Linked DNA regions of Homo sapiens: region 1 is linked to region 2. Evidence: read pairs that join two places in POLR2A ChIA-PET (ENCODE). Cell type or tissue: IMR-90. All regions are shown on one strand. Each heading gives the region's core, and the rest is flanking DNA. Links, peaks and the distances in the headings are about the cores only.

The links. Peaks named below come from ENCODE experiments on the same cell type or tissue, not always from the same donor. Only the 100,000 strongest peaks of a DNase experiment are listed, where the experiment ranks them.
Region 1: POLR2A ChIA-PET joins it to region 2 with 10 read pairs; 3 of 35 experiments call an interaction of 5 or more read pairs at or near these places.

Annotation. Positions count from the first base shown.
Region 1 is chr2:189,879,342-189,886,217 of GRCh38, forward strand. It overlaps a transcript of AKAP19 not described here. Among named protein-coding and RNA genes, the nearest start is that of PMS1, 98 kb to the left of the region's middle. In IMR-90, for the core only: no CTCF peak of the experiment used is centred there; no DNase peak of the experiment used is centred there.
Region 2 is chr2:189,930,739-189,937,614 of GRCh38, forward strand. It overlaps a transcript of AKAP19 not described here and the pseudogene RNF11P1. Among named protein-coding and RNA genes, the nearest start is that of MSTN, 130 kb to the right of the region's middle. In IMR-90, for the core only: no CTCF peak of the experiment used is centred there; a DNase peak (open chromatin) is centred at 3,493; H3K27ac peaks cover 958 bases.

The DNA of each region.
Region 1 (6,876 bases), core at 1,171-6,170, 51 kb before region 2:
CTGGTCTGGAGGTCCTGACCTCAAGCGATTGCCCCGCCTCAGCCTCCCAAAGTGCTGGGATTACCCACCGCGCCTGGCCGGCAACGTTTTCCTAACGGTGACTGGAGTAGCAGACTGGCGTGAACAGGAATGGGCTTCAGGTGAGGGTCTAGCGTTGCCCCACGGACCAATCCTGGTTGACGAGGCTAAGGGAAGCCTAGCAACCACGCAGAAGCCCGGCAATCTTCCGCAGCGCTCCCATCCTCCACAAGTCCTTACAACAGCCCCAGCACCACCCGCGGGACCAAATGCTGAAGCTGGGAGCGGCGACAGGGAAGCGCTGGCTCCCAGAATGGAGGTAACGGCTGCTGCGGCCTGGGAGGCTTACCCGGAATTAAGGGCGAGGCGAGGAGATCCGAAGGAAAAGGAAAGCTTCACCCCAAGTTACCCATTTGCCTCTTTAGGCTGGGTTGCCAGAGCCCTTGGCCTGGGAGAAGGACTTTTAAGGTATGAGTTCTAAAGTGCTCTTTACACCCAAGTATGTTGCTTAGGATCCCAGCCTTCGCTATAGCCACAGGGCTGACCCAAAACCCTACGGAAGTCAGACCTGCAGGCCCCTCTTGAACATGTTGCTGAGAAGGTAGCCATCTATGGTCTGGCCAGACCTAGGAGGTTTTAGATATTTAACTTATCGAAAAATGTTAGACCTGTATTCAGATGAACGGATTTTTGTTACTTTCATTGGCTACGTGATTCTCTGTGATTTTATCCAGATTTTGTGGCTCAGTTTGTAGGAATTGCAACCCAACCCAGCACAGCCCGCATTTCTCAACTAAAAGTGTAAATAGGAGCCACTTTTCCCTCTCCAAATTCTTACCTGTTTTATTTTCATCTTATGTTCTTATGTCTGCAAGCTTCCTCCAGCATTTTTTGGTGGTTTTTTTGAGGGCAGGAGGGAGCAGAAGCCACTAAATAAACTTGGGCTTGGGTCTACACTGAAAACCAAAAATAGATTTAACTTTTGCAAACCAAAAAGCATCTGAGATAGGTCTCAATAAATTTAGAAGTTTATTTTGTCAAAATTAAGGACATACCCGGGAGACAGGTCTGTATGCCTTTCTCCAAAGATGATTTTGAGAGCTATTTAATGGTGAAAGGCAGGCTGGAAGGGAAGGAGGGAGGATATGGTCACATTACTGAATCCACATGTTGCAAGAGAAAAGGAGCAGGTAAAGGAATAGTCAGTGTATTGTCTGACGCTCAGTAAATTCACACTTCACGTAAGATACTGTGAGATGTTTAACCTTTTATCTGTAGCTATCTGCTTAGGAACAAAGGAAGGGCAGTTTCTTGGATGACTCAGCTTTCAGCTTAATTTTTTCCTTTTGGCATAGTGAATTGGGTCCCAAGTTTTTATTTTTGTTTCACACTCTTTACAGTACCTAATTAATGCAAAGGAAATAATACATTTGGGGACCCCAAATGTTGATCACTAACTTAAACCAAAGTTACCAGGCAAATTAAAATACCAGTAATGATACTAAAATATTTAAATGACTAGACTTGTTCTTGGAGTGGAGCATTTCGGGCAAGCCAATGTTCATGGATTTATAGTGGCTAAAAATAATCTTGAGGTGAGCCAACTAATTTTACAGATGAGAAAATAGAAGGCCAAAGTGACATACGTGACATACATACATGACATACGTGAGCACACACAGCTAATCTAGTGCTCTACTAGTTCCACTTTAAATGTTTATATTACTGTAAACAAAGATAAGTACTGAAAAAAAACAAATTTTACTGCAAAGCCAAATGAAAAATGACTTGAGATTGTCACCTTTCTCCCTTTACAAACATAAATAATCAAGAGTTAACTGTTAACCTTGTGAAAGGAAAATAAATCTTGGGGCTCCTAAATCACTAAGCTAAAGGGAAAAGTCAAGCTGGGAACTGCTTAGGACCAACCTGCCTCCCATTCTGTTCAGAGTCACCCGTCTGCTCACTGAAATAAATGCATATCTGATTGGCGTCTCCAAAGGATTGTTCTCCAAATGATGTTTTTTTCCTAGATGAGTAGATCCTGAGTTATTAGGAAAGCTCATTTTAGCAGGTTTGTGAAGTCTCATGTCCTATGAAGAGAAAATAAGGGGAGGAAGGCAGAAAAACAATAAACAAAAGAACAATCCTGGAAAATCTATATAGGCCACATTGTTCTGAAGTCCATAGATCTGTAGGCAGGTATGAAAGTGGCTTATGTATGTAAGTAGGTTGCTGTTATTTTCTTCTGAAGTTTAAGTTGTCTAGCTTCACTTTGCAGGGCTTTACGAAAGCACAGCTTAGTTTTCAGTGACTGAAAATTAGGAAAAATGGGGAAAAAGAAGGAAAAAAATTGAAAACATTATTTTGCAGTCTTGTAGCCTGCAAAATAGAAAGATTAGAATTCAGTCCAAAGTAGAAAATAATAAAAATTGAAAAACATTAGGCAAGACTAGAATCTAAGAACAGATGTACTACAGTTTTTGAAACATAATTTTTCTCCAGTTTCCCATTTTTATTAAAGACAAATCATGGTAGAACTGATTCACTTTATTAAACTTGTTCTGACTATTTGTATACAGTGCAGCAAGAATAATTATTTGTTTTTACATAGGCTTTTAAATTGGCTTTGATGGAACTTTGTTCCATAGAAGGAATCTCAGATAAAATTTTTTTAAAGCCAAGCCCAGCCATGGATTTGTACCATCAAATACCTATGAGTTGGGTGAATTCCTCTCTGAAGTTCCAAGATAAACTTGGGGCTCCTGGGCCTGTCAGAAAGTGACATTCTTTCTAAATTAACTGAGACCTGTCTCAGATTTTCGGAGTTCACAACTTTATTCTAGAGCTTTCATTTAATCTCACCTAAACGTGATAAGTTTTATTTTTAAACCCTTCTTCACTGTTTCCAGTAATAACTAGTATGAACCTGAGAACATATCTCAATCAATTTAGAAAGTTTATTTTGCCTAGGTTAAGGATACACTTGTGACACAGCCTCAGAAGGTCCTTACGACGTGTGCCCAAAAGTGGTCAGGGTACAGCTTGCTTTTATACATTTTAGGGAGACATGAGACATCAATCAATATGCGTAAGATGTATATTGGTTCAGTCCAGAAAGGCAGGACAACCTGAATCAAGAGGCTTCCAGGTTATAGGTAGACAAGAGACAAAAGGTTGCATTCTTTTGATTCCTTGATCAGCCTTTCATTGAATACACAATTTAATCTGGCTCAGTGAGTCTCAATTTTTATATAAACAATAGGGCAAAGGAAGCAATCAGGCATTTGTCTCAGGTGAGCAGAAGGATGACTTTCTGTCCGAAACCCGTGAGGATAAGCTATCAGTTTACATTGCCAGGGTGAAATTCAACAGAACTGTTTTAGGGTAAAGATCTTGAGGCCCACAAGGAATTTCCTTGTGGGCAAAATATGAGGGAGGTACATAGCTTTTAAAAATCTTTGTAGCCATCTTATTTAGGAATAAAATGGGAGGCAGGTTTGTCTGATGTATTATAGTTCACAGCTTGACTTTTTCCTTTGCTTATTTTGGGGATCCCAAGGTTCATTTTTTTTTTTCAGACTAGCAACACACTATTGGACTGTCACAACTGCTCTCAGAGGTTTTCTCTGCTTACCTGATTTTTGGTCACAATTCCTATTCCTCCTTAAAACACTACAAATTAATGTAGAGATATTTTCTCTAGCTTTTAAAAATTCTGTCCCAGTGGTTATCAACTTTGAGCATAATCAGAATCACCTGGAGAGCTTATTAAGCGCTGATTGTTAGACACTGTGCCCACAGTTCCTAATCTTGAGAGTCTGGGGTGGGACTGAAAATTTTCACTTCTAGTAAGTTTCCAGATGATGCTAATGCTACTTGTCAGGGAGCCACACTTGGAGAACCACTGCTCTATCTCATGTATCAAAGTTCCCCTAACAGTCAATCTCAAGTCAATTTCTATAAGCCCGTATTTCTTACTGACTTCTACTAAAATCTGCCAGACAAAAAACAAACCAGGGCTTAGAAGATCTCAACCTGACTATGCTGTTATAGACATCCATTTCTTCATCTCTGAAATCAAGATGCTGAACTTGATCTCCAAGTACACAATCGTTTCTAACATTCTGTTATTTTGTTTCTTCCTGTTTTTTTTTTTTTTTTTTGAGTGTCAGCAGGATTTGGAACAACCTTTTTCCCCTTACTTATGTCTACTATTAAACATATTTAAATACCTCTGAACTAGCTCACTTTTTCATAAAATCTTTTAAACTAAAGCCGGGAGGGGTAGACTTCTTCCACTCTACTTTAGTTGGACACAAAATCACTATAACAAACTCCTTCATCTCTATCTCCTTTACTTATAGCTACATTTCTTAGTTTATTCAGTGATATTTATTATTACAGCACTCAGTACTACTGAACAGAGAATATAGAGAGAAGACATTCCTTGCCCTCTAGAGGAAACAAAATAAGAGCAATATAATATAAATGTTTTGGTGAGGTTTTGTAGTATTGTTAATCTATATGGGTCTGCAGAACCCTCTTGGAAACCAACCTAAAGTTTCTAGTTGTTCCTTAAATTAAATAGTTTTTTAATTTATAAAGAACTTAAATATTCAGATAGAATTTTCTAGTTAACATTTACACCCAGATGCTTAATAAGACAAAGTAATGACTGGTAATTTAAAATGATCTTTAATTTTGAACTTATTTGATATTTAAGAACTTTCTTATAGGTATTTTAGTTATGTTTTGTAATTTAGATGATAGAAATGAATGAGTTAAGAAACAGGCAAGAAATTGTGAATGGAGCGAACATATTTATGGGGAAAAATGGTATGTTTTCATGTTCTTTCTTTACAGAGGCATTTTTGTTTTTAAAGTGGCTTTAATTTTACTTTAGACACTGGTAAATTACAGCATCTTAACTTGCAAGATGGTGATGCTGTACTGTCAAAAATATATTTTAAGTAATTCACTAATAACAATAGCAAAAAAAAATTCTACATTTTTACATGTAAATTACTAAATACGTATGATACTCGTTATCTATTTTGAAGTTATTTGCACTCTTTTTTGGTCTTTTCTCCTTAGTTTTCTTAGTCAATAGCTGTTGTAGAAGAAACACTTCCCCATATACATAGTAATAATTCTTGATCCCAGATGAAAACAAGATTCCCAGCCACACACACACATTCAGCTTTTAAATTGTCAAAGACTTTATTGAAGCAATTCAGTTTTAGCTGTATTCCCCCATAAAAAAATAAAATAAAATGTCCAATCCTCTGCCCCTAAATTGAAAGGACAGTACTTCATGTTTTGTAGGTTTCTTTGTTATGAGTTTGAGGATACTCTGTTTATGCTAGTATATGAGTATGGGACTTCTCCAACTTTAATGTGCATATGAATCTCTCTGGGCTTCTCTGATTAAGTAGGTCTGGGGTAGAGTCTGATATTCTGCATTTCCAGCAAGTTCTCTGGTGATGCTGATGCTGCTGGTTCAGGGATAACACTTGGATTAGCAAGAGTGCACATAATCCTGAAGCGCTAGATTCCTGAAATAGAATACAGATAGATTTTTAATGCAAATATACACTGAAAATAAAATAATCAGATTAATGAATCTGCTTATGGCTCTCTATTTGGGAAGTCAGATTTATGTTTTCTCATGGGACATCATTCTTTATTTAGAAAATCAGATTTATATATCTCAAAAATGTTATGAGGTAGCTGGATCTGCCATCATTTCTTTATTGTACACATAGGCATACCCCCCATGAAGAGGTGGGATCTGTTCCTCCACTCTCGAATCTGAGCTAGTTTATGATTACTTTGCCCATTAGATTATAACAGACGTGATGCCATACAACTTCCAAAACTACGTCATAGAAACCTTGCAGCCTTCCTGGCTATCTTGAAATGGTAACTGTGGGGAAGCTAATCACCTTGTGAGAAGTCAGTCTACCCTGAGTCTGCCATTGTGTAAAAAGTACAAGCTAGCCAGATAAAGAGACTATGTGTGGAGAAAGAGATATTTGACTAGTTCCCAGTTGTTACAATCATCTCAGCTCTGGTGCCAGACATTGAGTAAAGACATCTTTGGATAACTTCACTCTCAGCAGCCATCTGATTACAACTATATGAGGTAGCTCAAGTGAGAACCACCCAGCTGAGCTCGTTAACCCCCAGAACCATGAAATAAAAATTGCTGAACCATTAAATTTTGTGGTGATTTGTTTTGAAGAGATAGATAAGCAGAACACTTACATTATGCTAATTTGAGGAGTTTTATTACTGAAAGGCCTTTTTGGTCTTCCAGAAAATGATCAGTATAGGGATTGGAAATTCATCTGACGTTTTCTACAAATAATATTATGGTCTTGATTTTTTACATAAATATGTAGCATTTCATTTTTTAAATTAAAATGTTCTAGCATTAATTTTTATTTTATTTTATTTTATTGAGATGGAATTTGACTCTTGTCACCCAGGCTGGAGTGCAATGGTACAATCTCGGCTCACTGCAACCTCCACCTCCCGGGTTCAAGCGATTCACCTGCCTCAGCCTCCCCAGTAGCTGGGATTACAGGTTCCCACCACCAAGCCCAGCTAATTTTCGTATTTTTAGTAGAGACGGGGTTTCACCATGTTGGCCAGGCTGGTCTTGAACTCCTGACCTCAGGTGATCCACCTGCCTCAGCCTCTCAAAGTGCTGGGATTACAGGCATAAGTCACTGTGCCCAGCCTAAATGTTCTAGTATTAATTTATGTATGAGTCATGTCTTATGATGCCTTGGAGATTGGGGATACCAGTATTTTTGAGGCTTCTTTATAGATCTAATTTGTTGCTTTGTC
Region 2 (6,876 bases), core at 1,272-6,271:
CACTCCCAGATCTGTTTTACTGATCCATCTCTTCCAGGGTCATAAACTCCTTTAGGCAGATGTTGTATAAGGCCTATTCTTTGAGCTATCCTAATTTGTTAGGATAGGTGTTTGCTAGGTGTTGGATGGTAGACTGGAGCTGGAACCTGTTCCTGATATGGCAGCGGCTCCTGATACGGCTTAGTTCCCTCGCTAAAGCTAGCCCAGTCGGACTGAGACTCCTGAAGCAGGGAGATGTCATCCGAGGTGGGGGATTTGAGGCAGTTCCCCATCTTCTGGGGCCAAGGGGTGGGTGTGTGATCTGTGCACTGACAGTCTTCTCTATTTTCTACCTTGAAATTAATAAGTATGTGGGATACTTTGAGACTATGTAAATATATTGTTGCTCATACTTTCCTCCACTAGTTTTAGCATCTACTGATGATGACTCTTACTTGAAACAGTTATGGTGGTTTGTGAAATGGTGGTTTTTTTTCTTTTTAAATTTTATTTTGAATTAATTTACATTTACAAAAATTGTAAAAATAGTACACCCTTCACCCCAAATGTTAACATCTTACACAATCATAATATAATAATTGTACTGTGTATAGAAAACAGGAAATTAACTTTGATGCAATATTGTTATTATTATTATTTTGAAGACAGAGTCGCACTCTGTCACCCATGCTGGAGTGCAGTGGTGCGATCATAGCTCATATTAACCTCAAACTCCCAGGCTCAAACAGTCCTCCTGTGTCAGTCTCTCTAGTAGCTAGGACTACAGGTACACATCACCACACCTGGCTAATTAAAAATTTTTTTGTGTGTGGTGACAGGGTCTCGCTATGTTCCCCAGGCTGGTCTCGAACTCCTGTCCTCAAGTGATCCTCCTGCCTCAGCCTCCCTCCTCAAGCAAACTCTTGTCCTCAAGTGATCCTCCTGCCTCAGCCCCAAATGTGCACAATCGTGGCTCACTGCAGCCTTGACTTTTGGGCTCAGGTGATTCTCCCACCTCAGCCTCCCAAGTAGCTGAAACTATAGGCACGCACCACCATGCTCAGCTAATTTTTTGTAATTTTTTGGGGAGAGATGGGGTTTCACCATGTTGTCTAGGCTGGTCTCGAACTCATGAGCTCAAGTGATCTACCCACCTTGTCCTCTTAAAATGCTGGGATTTACAGGCATGAGCCCCAGCCCGATACAATATTATTAACTGATTTACAGTCCTTATTTAAATTTTGCCAATTTCCCAACTAATGTCCTTCAAAGCAAAAGAAAAAAGTTCTAAATTTTGCCAGACACCTCACTGTTCTTACTTTGGTCCAGAATCCCTCATCGTGTTTAGTTGTCATGGCTTTCTTATGTGATGAGCAGAGATTAACAGATGATCATCTTTATCCATGTGACCAACAAGACCAAAAAGGGATAATTCCTCAGTCTTTCTTTTTATGACAAATGGTCGTTAAAAAGTGAGGTCAGGAGTTCGAGACCAGCCTGGCCAACATAGTGAAATCCCGTCTCCACTAAAAATACAAAAATTAGCTGGATGTGGTGGCACGCACCTGTAGTCCCAGCTACTCGGGAGGCTGAGGCAGGATAATTGCTTCAACCTGGGAGGTGGAGGTTGCAGTGAGCCGAGATCGCACCATTGCACTCCAGCCTGGGCGACTGAGCGAGACTCCAACTCAAAAAAAAAAAAAAAAAAGTCATTCTATTCATGATAAATGCTGATTCTCCCCCCACCACCACACATGCACACCACTTCTAATATATATACCACATTTATTAGTTGGAATTCTATTTTGGGGAAGAATTATCCCTTCTCCTTTATTTACTACTATTGGTAGGAACTCGTGCACCTTTAGTCCCAGCCACTCAGGAGGCTGAGGCAGAAGGATTGCTTGAACCTGGGGACGTCGAGGCTGCAGTGAGTCAGGATAGTGCCACTATACTCCAGCCTGTGCAACAGAGTGATACCCTCTCTTTCAAAAAAAAAAAAAAAAGAATCCATTACTATCATTAGTTATTTTGATGCTACATTATCCTAGATTTGACCAGTGAGAGCCTTTCCAGCAGGTTTTTATTGACTGAATATGTCTCCTGGTAAAAATGGGATTGTTTTACATTATTGGTAACATTTAATTAAAAGCCACATGGAATATGGCTTTCTCTATCAACTGAGTATCTTAAAGATACTTAAAATATTTGTATCATTGTTAGGGTCCGAAAAAGCAAAGATTACTGATCATATATTGCCGGTAGCTCATATCTAGATTATCCTATGTCTCATGCCCATCACTGAGAACATTATGTCATCACCAGCATCACTTTATTAATGTTTAATTTGGGCAGATACTCAGTATCTTCAGTTTTCAGATTTGAGAAAAAACTTATATAATCAGCATTTAGTTATTAATATTTTCTTGCTTGTTAAGTGCCTTTACTAATGCCAGTGCTTGTGAAACTAGGTTAACACTATATTTGGGTTGAAACTGATAGTTTACTCATGTAACAGAAGTATCTCTCATAAAGACTTCTACTCCTTTTGGGAGGGAGATGTGAGAGTGGGGGCAGAAACAGTGTCTTAGAAAATCAAAACCGTGTACCTAGTGTCTAGCATTATGTTTGTCACACTTAATACTCAGTAAATATTTGTTGAATAAATGAATAATACCCAAGGAAGGGCCCACCTTCCCATTTCTTTTATTTTCAATTCTTTTAGATGATTTTTAAACAGTCATTTTTCATATGTGGGCCATTTTTGTTTGTCACATTTTACTGCCTAAATATCTAAAATTATCAAAGCCTTTCCAAATTGTCTTCTGTGGAAAAATATGTGGGTTGAAATTTTCAAAAAGGGGTAGAGATTTCATCTACAAAAATTAAATTGCTTTCTTTTTTGGACTTAGCTCACAGAGCCTTTAATATGTTAACTACATACCATGAATCTCTTAGAGATGGGAGAATACCCAACATTTTTGAAATTTATTAATGATAATAACCTATTTTTCTCAGTTTCTAAGAGACTATAGGAAATGCTTATCTGATTTTTTAAAAACCTGCTTAACTCTCTTTAGGCTTATTTCTTTGTTAATATTTGATATTATTTTGTCACTTTTGGACTACTTGATATGCCCCAAATGAATTTTCTTTCTCACTAACCTGGACAGCCTTTTCTCAGCTAAATATGGCATGTCCTAAGAAGTCCATTGATTGCCCAAAAAGCTGATCCCATGGATTAGAAATAGCCTTAAGAAGATTACTCATCTAAACATTTGCCACACATTTATCAGAGAAATTTAATGCAATTTTTCTAAGTCATCTAAACTCTTTGTAAGCCATTCTGTACACCTTGGTAGGAGATGTTTCATATTTGTAGAAATTTCAAATATTCAAAGAATGTTGAGTCAGTCTCTCAATTGGCAAAATTATACAGAGTAAGAAAAATGTCCATAGAAATAGAACCAAGAGAAGTCTATATAAATAGTAGTGTGAAGAAGAGTGAATTCCTTTGTAGCTGTAACATCACATTTTTTGCATGTTGCACACATTGTTTAGCCATTTCTGAACACATTTCCATTTACGTCATTTGTAAAAACTGCCTAGCCTCATATTCTGGAAAACTGACAAAATTTGTAATGAACAGATGCAGATTCCATAATTGTAATTGGCCTTTATTCTAAACTAATTTTTGGTTCATGCATTGTTAATGATTTCTATTTTTCTCCATTTTTACCTTAAAATTGGAAAGAGTATATTTTAGAGGGAAACATTTTTTGTTGACTTTTAAAAATCAAGACTTACTACATTATGACCTGTAGGTTCTCCAATTACCTATATTTAAATCTAGAATTTTAAGGGTGCCCTTTTAATATTTCCTGTTATACTTAGTTTTACATAATCTTTTAAATTTTTCTTTTATAATTCCCAGATAAACACATCAGTTTTAAATGAAACCCCTTTTTAATTTTTTTCTATAATTAATACTATCTTGTTTTTAAATAATATATAGATCATTTAGAATATAAAAGATTATAAAGAATTTATTTTATCTATTTTATGTTTTTACAATTCAAGTCTTTCTTAAAGTGAATAATAAATATTAGTAGAGCCTCAAACAGAAAGAAAAAGATATATTCTCATATTGTTTTATTATTGTATGATTTTCTAACAATGCCATTTAAAAGACTGACTTTCCAAAGCAGGACTAATTCAGGTGAATCTCTGATTGTCTTAAAGGGACTATATGATCTGGCTGCAAGCATAATGCATGTAGCGTTTTTAAATAAGATGAGATAAACCTGAAAATTTCTGATCTTTGAACAGCTCCTATGACAGCTTCTGACTAGTGCCAAATTTTGTCAAATGAATGGGGAACATGATATTTATTAATGAAGGAATGGGTTTTTAAAATAATTTTTTTTAGTGTTTATACATCCTTTTTATTAAAGTATGAAATACAGAGCAAGTGTTTTGGCATATTGTTGCTTGTTATAAGGAAGATTTAATAGCTTGTTTTGGACTATTAATATGAAGAGAAGTCATTTGGAGTTCAGACATATATTTAGAACTAGCACGTGTGCAAAAAGATACAAAGTGAATCAAGAAATTCTGGAAAAGATAGTTTGAAGAAAAGAAGTTGCTATTTTCAAGCTAACATTGGTAAAGTAAATATCGAAAAGATAATTAAATATTTTCTTCATTTTGAATATTTTATTAAGGATCCCAAATAGAAACTTAGAATTGACAGAATTAAATCAGTGAAAGTATGAAACTCGTTTTCTAAAATAATAGGTACATAAATATAATTTTCAAATGGAGTCTAGGAAACCCAAAATGCTTACTGCAGTTAGGTATAGGAGATGATTACAAACTTAACAGCTGTCTGAGTTTAGTAACACAAAGCTATTTGTTACTGCTTGTAGCAAATTTAGTTATGTTATATAAATTAGTTTTCTCTGATTTTGAAAATGTCTTTATCATGATTTTTGCATGAAGAGAAAATCTTCACATTTCACATACTTTTTCAGCAAATATTAATAGGAATTCAATGACTTGTTCTTTAACTTTTAATTTGTTGATCAAAAGATGTGTATAATATTAAAAAATACATGCCAAGTAGGTTTGCTTCATGAATTTTACAGCATATAATAAATGAAAACCCTGGTGACCTTTTGGCCTTGTTGGTCACATGCATGAAGATGATTATCTGTTAATCTCTGCTAATCACTAGTACATCCTTTTACAGAAGACAGAACAGTTTTTGGTTGTGTTTCATTTGCTCTTTTGAAAAGTGCTTTAACAAGAAACTTTAGGAAATCATTTAATATTGTAAGATTATAAAATAATGGATATTTTCTATCTAAAGATGGTAAATTTAAAATGAGAATTAGAATTCTATACAGGAGTAATATTGAAAAAAAATTCAACATGTATATGTCTCCATATTTTATTTGGGTATTTTTATGGGTTTGTTTTAGATGCCAATAATAGTTTTTTGAATGTCATAGACTTGAATGACTCTGTTAGACTTGTTGATACACACACACACACACACACACACACGGCTATCTCTCACACACTTTCACATATGCAGTGCATTATTGTTATAACTGTAAAATTTTAAAAACTGTCAGAGAAAAACAGTGCCTCTCATACTTTGATATATGTATGATTTACCTAGGACCTTGTTAAAATCTAGATTCTAAGTCAATAGTTCTAGGGTAGGTTTTGAGAGTCTGGAATTATAGCAAGTTCCCAAATCATGACTATTCTGCTACTCCAGGGTCAGAAAACTTTTTCTATTAAGGATCAGGTAGTAATATTTTAATATTTTAGGCTTTGCAGGACAAGAAGCAAAATCAAGGATATTCTGTAGGATATTTCCTACATTATAGGATAAAGAAACAAATGTCCACAAATTTTTTTATTGATGAAATCCAAGAAATAATTGAGAAATTTTTCATGGTATAGCTGTATACACTACTTAATAAAAAGGAATGATCTGATACACACAACAACAGAATGAATCTCAAAAACATTATGCTGAGTGAAAGAGACCTTACACAGAAACTACATACTATGTGATTCCATTTATATGAAGCTCTAGAAAATACAAACTGGGCCACGCACAATGCCTAATGCCTGTAATCCCAGCACTTTGGGAGGCTGAGGAGGAAGAATCACTTGAGGCCCAGAGTTCAAGACCAGCCTGGGCAACATAGCGAGACCCCTGTCCCTGTCAGTGCACAGAAAATAAAAAAATGTATGTGGGCATAATGGTGCATGCCTGTAGTCCCAGTTACTTGGGAGGCTGAGGCAGGGGTATGGTGTGAGCCCAGGAGATTGAGGTTACAGTGAGCTATGATCATGCGACTGTACTCCAGCCTAAGTGGCAGAGCAAGACCCCCTGTCTCTTCAAAAGAAAAGGAAGAAAGAAAATACAAACTAAAAAACAATAACAGAAAGCTGATGATGGTTATATGGAGACAGGAGTGAAGGGATGGACTGACTACAAAGGAACCTGAAGGAACTGTTTGGATGATGGAAATGTTCTGTATGCTGGTTGTGGTAGTGGTTATGCAGGTGTATATGTCCTTCAGAACTTATTGAACTTGGGAAAGCCAGCTGACATGTTGTGAGGACACTCAAGCAGCCCTGTGGAGAGATTTTATGTTCCAAAATGGTGTAGAAGCAAGTTGGCTTCACTCCCCTTCACAGAAAACCACAAACAAGAGAGCACCGAGATCATCACCAGCAATATCCCAGCACTCAAATATTAAGATAAAACAGTTTGTAGAATCACAGGGAAATCAAGAACAAAATCTTTGAGCAAAACTCTATAGGAAAAAAATCTAATAATCCAATTGAAAAATTGGCAGAAGATTTGAATAG